2 separate regions of the Homo sapiens genome follow, and region 2 is linked to region 1. A link is a loop called in an ENCODE intact Hi-C map of the cell type or tissue named here. Cell type or tissue: OCI-LY7. All regions are shown on one strand. Links, peaks and the distances in the headings refer to the core of each region. The heading gives the core; the rest is flanking DNA.

Region 1 (4,400 bases), core at 228-4,227:
CTCAGAGCTAATATGAACAGCCTAGGCTAGACCCCAGCAGTCTGGTTCAGTTAGCTTCATCAGTTAAAATATGGCGTAAGTAAGGCCAATACTTTACGGCCACATAGTTTCTAAGGGAATAAAGGATTATGTGCAGTGGGAGTTAGGAAAGAAGCAGCTAGGAGTTCTCCTGGGATTCTTACCCGATGTCTTTCTTGAAACTGTTTTTCCACTTAGTTCCAACAGAAATGAGCCAAGATAATGAGAAGGGGTATCTTTCATTCTCTCCTTCAGCTGGGGACCCAAGAGGTAAAGGTAGAAGTCTTTATATGTAAATACAGAAATAGAAAACAAATAGGGTATACTGATGACAGCCATGTTCACAAAAGCCCCAGCTCACCAACACTAAAATCTTAGTTTCATTTTGAATGTGCAGGTTTGGGGTCTAAATGTAGACAGCATCTAAAAAAGGAATGATGAACATGCGGAAGTTCAACTGGACTCAAGAATCTTGAGTCTTGTCACAATGCTGCATAAAACCAGAGGACTAAACAGGCCCTCTGAGATCATTCACCCATCCTCTTCAGTTTTCTCATAAGGAAACTTAATGGGTGGTGGTGAAAAATAGAAGAAAAATTTAAGGTCTTACTTTGTGCTAGAGTTCTATATGTTATTTAATCAACTCTATGAAGTACTTATTATCTCAATTACTTTGTGCTAGAGCTTTATACATGTTATCTTAATCAACTCTATGAAGTACTTATTATCTCAATTTTAGAGAAGGAGGAAACTAGGACTGACCAAGTTTAAGAAACTTGTCCAAAGGTACCTTGTTAATCAGTGGCTTAACAGACCTGATGACTCTGTTCTGCTCAGCTGTTGTGACACTGTCCAGATGAAGATAACCCATATAAAACCTTTAGCACATGTTCTGAGACACACTAGGTGCTCAGTATATGTTAGTGACCTAAGTTAACAGTAGACCTAAGTTTAAAACCAAAGTCTCCTGAGTCCCAGGCTAGCAGTATTCACTAAATTGCCAATACTTTTATAGAGGAGGAAACCATAAAAACGGTTGAGAGATTAGCTGCCTTATAGCCTTTTTATAACAAGACATGGGGTAGGTAAAAAGATAATAAAATAGTTCCAGTTGTGTAAGTTTAGAAGAGTTTTTTTCTTTCTTTCTTTTTTTTTTTTTTTAAAGACAGGGTCTTGCTCTGTTGTCCAGGCTGGAGTGCCATGGCACAATCTCAGCTCACTGCAACCTCTGCCTCCTGGATTCAAGTGATTCTCATGCCTCAGCCTCCCGAGTGTGCCATCACGCCTGGCTAATTTTTGTAATGTTAGTAGAGATGGGGTTTTACCATGTTGGCCAGGCTGGTCTCGAATTCCTGGTCTCAAGTGATCTGCCTGCCTTGGCCTCCCAAAGTGCTGGAATTACAGGTATGAGCCACCCTGCCTGGCCAACAGCAACTATTTGTATAACTTTCTACAAACGGCGTAACTGAGGCACAGATTGGTTAGCGTCTTTTCTTTCTATAGAACATCTAGAATTTATAAACGTAACTGAGTTATGTAAAGGTAAAGAGAAAGATGTTTCTCTTATGTATAGAAAAGGAGTGTTAGGTTACTTGTTCTCCCCTTTCAAGTGAAAAACTGCTTGGAATTTAGAAATAAATTAGAGCTTAGGAATAATCATTACTTTTTTTGGTCTAGGCATTATTATCTACTTTTACCTGGAACAATAACAAGCAATTGGAAATTAGACTAGGGAAGCCATACTACAGGCAAAGAGAAAACAAAATCTAAGCTCTCTGCTGCCCTCTACACGAGATATTGTGAAATGCAATTGTCAACCTGTTTTTCAACTTTGTAATTATATTTGTAACGACATTACATAGATGACTACATAAACAATCTCTTAATTTGTGGAAAAATATGACCAGTAAAATCTGTATTTTCAGTCTTTGTACAGCCTTCATGTCTTATATTACTAAATTAAACATATATTTTAAAATGATACAAGTATATGAAAAAGATTCCACAATTCACAAGAAATATTTTAAGAACTTTTTCTAAATATAAGAAAACTACATTCCATTTTAAAACTCTAGAATTCAAGATTACAAGCATATACTCTGTATCTCACTAAAAATAGGTTAGTTAAAAATAAAATTTTAAATCTTACTAAAAAGGAAGTATTAATTGAAAAGTGGAACTTTTGAAAAACCATAGTTCCAAAATATCTAGTAATAACTTAAAAACAAAAAGAGTTACATTTGAACTGGATAAGTACGAAAGAAATTAGTAATGAAGTTATATGTGATTTGAATCTCCAAGTTTAGTACTAAGAATTTGGTTTGGGGAAAAAACATCAGTTTAGACCAATTAAGTATTATTAGACACACTTTAAATAAAATAGTCTCATAGGCTAATAAGTTTGGTATTGTCAAAACAATGGTTCTTTTGTGCGATGACAACACAAATAGCCAATCAAATGGGGTATCAGCACTGTTAGTGGTGACTTTTTATCTCAGGTAACGAATAACTTCCAGTATAACGTAAGACCACTTAGTCTTCTGTAACAAGCTGTTGAATGGGATTCCTCCCATTTTTCCCTGAACTTCAGCTTAAGGCCCCAAACTAAAGACAAAAGGATATTGTGTCTTGTGCCCAGCCTCCTGTTTTCTCAGCCCAATTTGACATTGCCATAGCAACTGGCTCCCCACAGGAGTGACCCCACAGTCCCTTGCCTCAGCTGCACTGTGTATCTCTTGCCTTCCACCCTGGGCTTCTTGGATGCTGCTGTGTGGCACATGCACATGTGTAGCCACGGGTGTGTGGGATGGACACCCGAAAGGCCACTTGTTGACTAACGGAGCACAGAAGCTGCAGGATAAAAGCTCCCCTCTTCAGTCCGTTGAGAGGAGAAGTCTGTGGTGTGTTTTACACAGCTCTTCAGAGGGTTCCAGAGAGATCTACCCCACTGCCCACAGTAGTGACAGCTTAATTAGACACTGCACGGGCCTCCTCTCTTTCACTTCTCCAGCTTGTTCCCTGGGATCATACCTCAAGAAAGACACCTGTCAATGAGTCCTCGTTTTAGGCTCTGATTTCTGGAGGGAGAACCCAGGCTAAAATATGGACACTGAGATTGGTCCTAGAGATCAGAAACACAGGATGGGACTCTGAAACAGACTCACTCACTAGTAAAATGGTGATAAGGACTACAGGTATGAATAGGGATGAGACACAGAGTAGTGAGGCAATGCCTTACATAGTAGTGGTGGCAAATGAACAAGAGAGGGGCAGTGGTAATTGTAATGATTGTAGTGTTTACTGGCTTTGGCTAATTGCTTTAAAAGATTTGAAAAAGCAGCTGACAGAACTTTCATAATGTTCTCAGCACCATGGTGGGAATAGCTAAGTGGGAGTCCCTGAAATTTCACCCCTTACACCTGGGCCAAGATGGTAAGTCAGAAGCAGTATTGCACACCAGGAGAAAATGCAGAGATCAGCCATCAGAGTTACGGACTGCACAAGTGATAGTCTCCACTAGATCCTCATTCTGTTTATCTGAGTGCCTCTTACAATAATGAGGTGGACTGTGGTAAATGACAGTGGACCACTGTAAACTTAAGTGGTAGTTCCAACCTCAACTGTTGTGCAAGATGTAGAGTCTACTGGAGCAGACCAACAAATCATCTAGCATTTGTTACATGGTTATGGTTGTGGTTACTGATCTGGCCTATGTGTTCTTTTCAATCCTCATTAGTAAGAAGGGTCAAAAGTAGTTTGCTTTTAGGTGGGAAGGACAGCAGCCTGTGATTGCTCACGTCCTGAAGCTGTTCACTTTGTTTTCTGTCACAAAGTCGGCAAGGACCGGATATTTCACAGAACATCATACAGGCCCACTGTATTAATAACATTATACCAAAAAGACCTGGTGAATAGGAAGTGGAAAGTATTTTGGATATCCCAGTAAATCAAACGCATGCCACAAAAATTCAGAGGTTGCCATGTTGGAAAAGTTTTAATAGATCCAACGGCCTGAGGCTTTCTGGGATCTCCCCGCTACAGGAAAGGACAGGTGTTGCACCTTGCATCTTCTAGGCACAGTGCTAGCAGGACTCTTCATCTTTTGGAGGCAGTATCTGCTATATTTGGGAATGTTGCTGTGATAGTTTTGAGTAGGTCCCAGAGCAACAGAGGTCTCTGTAGCAGGTCCTCCAGGCTGTGGTGCAAACTGCCCTGCTGTTCAGGCCATGTGACCTGGTATATCACATCAAGGTTGGGTATTTATGGTAGACAAAGATGCTGTGTGATGCTCTGGCAAGGCCAGGAAGAGAACTGCAATGCAGAGCCTTAGGGTTCCAGAGCAAAGCTCTGCTTTCCACAGCAGAAAATGACTCCGGTTTGAA
Region 2 (4,400 bases), core at 186-4,185, 310 kb before region 1:
TAAACAGAGTCAACCTCAGAGAAGGGAGCTCCACACATGGAGAAGGAGGCTAGCACAAACCTGGCAGTACTGGACTAGAATTGGGGATGAGTGTGAACTCCTCTGTTTTTGCTTTTTATACATAAATAGAGATGTAGATATACGTATGTACATATGTATATTTCTTGGCTTTATGTGCTGAGAGGACCTAGAAGCAAAGACACCAAGTGACACTGAGTTCATTCACGCAGTGCCTAGATGGTGGTTCTAAATGCCATTCTTCACTAAAGAGTCACAGCTCCTTGGAGAAATGCTTGACTTCAAGACTAGGGCAAGGAAAATACACGATAAGCCTGGAACATTATGTTACACCCCAAAGTAAAGAAGTGCCCGAAGAATTATGGCGAATTGTCAAAAGGACACAGAAGCCAACTTAAAGGGACTCCCACTGGCTGGGTCTGGGACAATCTAAGTATTAAAATAATGAAGAAACAGATGATAACCCTTTAAGTAAAACAAAATGTGCCATGGTCCATAGTGATACAGATAAGCAAATGAATAGATGAATGGAAAATAAGGGAAAGCTCTATTCTACAGCCGAATACCAACTAATAAATGCAGAAGGAATCTGGTGGAATTTCAGTATCACTATTTGGCAATCATCATAGTAATAACTGATTCAGATAAGAATCACCAGTCGATGTTAAATCTAGTGGATAAAAGTCTGATAAGGAATAGGATTTTACACAGTCTCAAGTTAGCTCCCAACTTATTACTAAGTTCAACATAACTTTACACTGGAGAAACCTGGCAGAAATCATCTTAACCAAGTGAAAAGGTTAATATACCAGTAAGGGGATAAATCAACATCGGGTGCCTCCTGATACAATGAATGCACTGACAAGAGCACTACATGATATCTGAGTATTCTCATCTAAAATGCCTAAGTCATGGAGAAACAACACATGAACACAAACGGAAGGAAATTCCACCAAATAACTGGCCTACAGTCTTCAAAACTGTTAAGGTCATAAAAGACAAGGAATAACAGAGGAACTATTGCAGACTGAAGACATGACAATTCTAGACACCTATGATCCTAGACCTAGATGAGGTTAATGGAGATGGTCACTTTAATTAATATTATATGAACTTCCTGATGCACAGGGTTGTTCTGTGGTTAAAAAGATGAGGATCCTTGAACTCAGGTAATACACATTTAAGTATCAAGAGGTAATGGGACACTGTGTGTGCAACACATTTGCAAATGGTTCAGAAATGTTAATATTGGGGTATCTGGGTAAAGGGTACTATTTCTGCAACCTTTATGTAAATTTGAAATTAAAAACAATTAAATTTTTAAAAATACTGTCTATGCCCGAAATAGAAGAGAAATAAATTCTGGGAGGATAAAACAATGAAGTTAATGGTGAATCAAGACAGGTTCAATCAAGACAGGCTCCGCCCATGCCAGAATTTCACCATGGTTCCATTACTTAAATTTAAGGACTATGTACTCCATGTACTCACCGTAACATCAGTTATCCTAACATTCAAATTCAAATTAAAAATATATCCAAAACCAAAAGAGGTCCTACTTGACCACCCACACTAACGGACAATCTACAACCACTTTTCAAAAAATCTGTATTTTAACATCGGAATGTGTTTGTATTTACACTTGAAGTATGGGCATGTCTACACTGGTAACTTTTTGTGAAAAAAAATTAGTCATTGCCCTAATTCTGGAACATAATACTAATTTTCAAATATAGTACAAATGGCAGATCCTGCAGGAAAACATTTAGTATGCAGATAAAGACTAAGCTGTGAAATTTAAATACTATGTCATACCATGATTTCTTTTTGATGGCTAATATGCTAAATTTATTATTTCTAAAACTAAAATCAGCAATTAAAATAATACGTAAGACGTGGCTGGCACTTTACCTTTGTTCTTACAAAGAATGATTTGTCTTCTGTTTCGACAAGGTAGAACAGGAAGGTACTTTTACAAGCCTCTTTCACAACACTTCTTAGTTTGACGTGCAAATTGGTGCACACGTCTATGATTATGTCTTCATAGGAGGCTGACCGTCCTGGGAAAGGCAGATACATCTCTTGAGCAGTGGCTTCTCCAGAAACATCATTTAGCTCTTTGTCTTGGAAAATGAATTGGTTGCTATTCTTCATCACCTTGTTGAATTCAGCATACTCATTGAGAATAAGTGAAATATCATTCCGAGATTCCTTCACAGTACTGTTGTATTTCAGTTTGTTGAGGTGGAATGAAACAGTGTGATTTCTTTGAGAATTTCTAAGATCTCTATTATGACTACATCTCTCTCTCCAAGAGGAAGAGCTGTCCAGACTGCTGGCTGTGTAGCCTCTCCTGGGCTGCCCCTGTGGTCTGGGATCTGACTCCACAACTGTTACCAGAAGGGGGCTTCTGCTCCTAGGTGCAGGATGCAGAAATGGGGCCTCAGAGATTTTTGTCGAAGGGAAAGCACCAATGGAGATCTGGGTTGGTGACTCCTTTGGAAAGACATTGGCAGAGGAGGCAGAATGCTGAGAATCCCCATTCTTTATGGTCTGTTTTAGTTTATGTGCAAAACGCAGATACTCCAGGTCTAAAGTGTTCTGGGTGAGGTCGTCTGCCACCTGCCAAGTGCTTGTCCAGGAGCTGGGCAGGCCACAGTTTGCACTGAAACTCGGGTGCCTCCTCAGGCCGTGTGAAGTTCTCATGGTATCTTTGAGTTCTTTTGTTATAGAGAAGTTGGCGTAAGTCCTGAGGATCCCGTGGAGATCTCGGATTTGGACGTAAGGCGGCACACACTTCTCTTCTTTCTTTACCGCAGCAGTCCAGTGCCCGGGAGGGAGGCTCGTCTCCATGCCTGGAACCCAGCTAGAGCAGCCCCAGTCCTCTTGGTTGTTGTTGTGGAAGTTCAACGACGACTCATAGCCATCTGTGGGAACATCTTTTTTCCTGGTGTAACTACCTCTTAAAGTATAAGAATCCTCCAAATCCAGTCTGGGATTTCTACAATCACCAAGCAGGTCTAGATCAGAATCTCCAGAGAGTTCATAGTGCATGTCGGAATTCACACCGACCTCTCCATCTCTGCCTAGGGTTTCAGAACCAGCCTCAGCCCTGAGCCCCTCCCCACTGTTCTCAATTTCTACGTGCTCTGTGGCTATTCCACAAACAGAAGTATCAAAGGATTCTGAAACAAAGGAGGCCAAAGGCTCTTTACTGAGGTTTTCCTTGGTGTCTGCTGTATTTTGGTAGGGACCAGCACAAAGGGAGGAAACCCCGACATTCAATAGCTCCTTTGTTTCACATGTTGACACATCTTGCAGCGTGTGGATGGCTTTGCGTTCACCTTTTAGAGAAGATGTGGTGTTGGACTGAGGGCCAGCAGTGCCTGGACCTGTGGTTTCTTTATGTAACTCAGCTTCAGGCTCACCATTCTTAAGCAAACTGGCCATTCTGCCTGCTGGTATTTCCTGTGCTTGAAACACTGGCTCTGCATTTATTGGTCTTACATAATGGGTTAATGTAGCATTGTCTGAGGAAGAACAAAGCGTGGGGACCACTGAGCACATGCATCCCTGTGTAGAATAAGCTCCATCAACCGAGGCAGCTGTCAAGGACTTCACCTGCAGATAAATGCCTTCATCTGTTTTCAAATCACCGGGAAAGAGATGGTTCTGACTGCTTTTAGGGCTAGTCTGCTGTTTTACTGACACATTCACTATACCACTTGGTGCAGTTGTGGAAACCAATGTGTCAGACAAAGACTTATTTTCAATAACATTTCTAGGACCAAATGGAGGTTCACTGGACTCCAAGACAAGATGTTTTAAGTCCAAATTTCTATTCTCTATACTAACTGGCTGCAATGGATTTCCTGATTTTACCAGTTTTTCAGGAGAAGGACTGAAGTCACCTGTGCATTTGGCAGCTGAGGCAGGCTGGTTTAACTCCCTACCATAGCACTGCACCTTTCCTGAGAAAGATAAACCCTCATCATGCTCACTTGAGACAATTTCCTCAGTTACTTTACCAGGAAGGGTTGGTCTACCTGTTCTTCCTGGATGATCAGTTAATATTAGAGGCATTTCGGCAGAGACCTGCATTTGTTGTACCTGGGTAAAGTTATCTTGCCCCACTGGATGGGTAGGACCAACAAAAACATTTTCTTTTTCTGTTATGCCTAAGTCTTCTGACTCACATTGGGAGATTTGGTTGCTCTTCTCACACTGTGTACCATGAAGTTTTAAAATGCATGGAGTCACAGCCTGATATGGTCGTGTCTCTTTAACTGGTACTGGAGGTTCAGGACTAGACGCTGGTGATACTTCTTCAATTACAGAATCAAAGGGAAAATCAGAGGTCACATTAATTTCCTCTGCAATCT

The links. Peaks named below come from ENCODE experiments on the same cell type or tissue, not always from the same donor. Only the 100,000 strongest peaks of a DNase experiment are listed, where the experiment ranks them.
Region 2: it touches region 1 in a loop (2.9-fold over the local background); 2 of 110 quality-filtered maps call a loop at or near these places.

Annotation. Positions count from the first base shown.
Region 1 is chr10:5,439,657-5,444,056 of GRCh38, reverse strand. All of the region lies in intron 3 of NET1 (neuroepithelial cell transforming 1), which reads right to left. Among named protein-coding and RNA genes, the nearest start is that of NET1, 29 kb to the right of the region's middle. RefSeq lists an enhancer at 1,634-1,803. In OCI-LY7, for the core only: CTCF peaks have their summits at 1,593 and 1,800; a DNase peak (open chromatin) is centred at 1,786.
Region 2 is chr10:5,747,557-5,751,956 of GRCh38, reverse strand. It overlaps TASOR2 (transcription activation suppressor family member 2), which reads right to left. Exons shown (of 22, transcript NM_001321783.2): 16 at 1,930-4,400. Among named protein-coding and RNA genes, the nearest start is that of GDI2, 64 kb to the left of the region's middle. RefSeq lists an enhancer at 1-76 and a silencer at 3,147-3,441. In OCI-LY7, for the core only: a CTCF peak has its summit at 2,304; no DNase peak of the experiment used is centred there.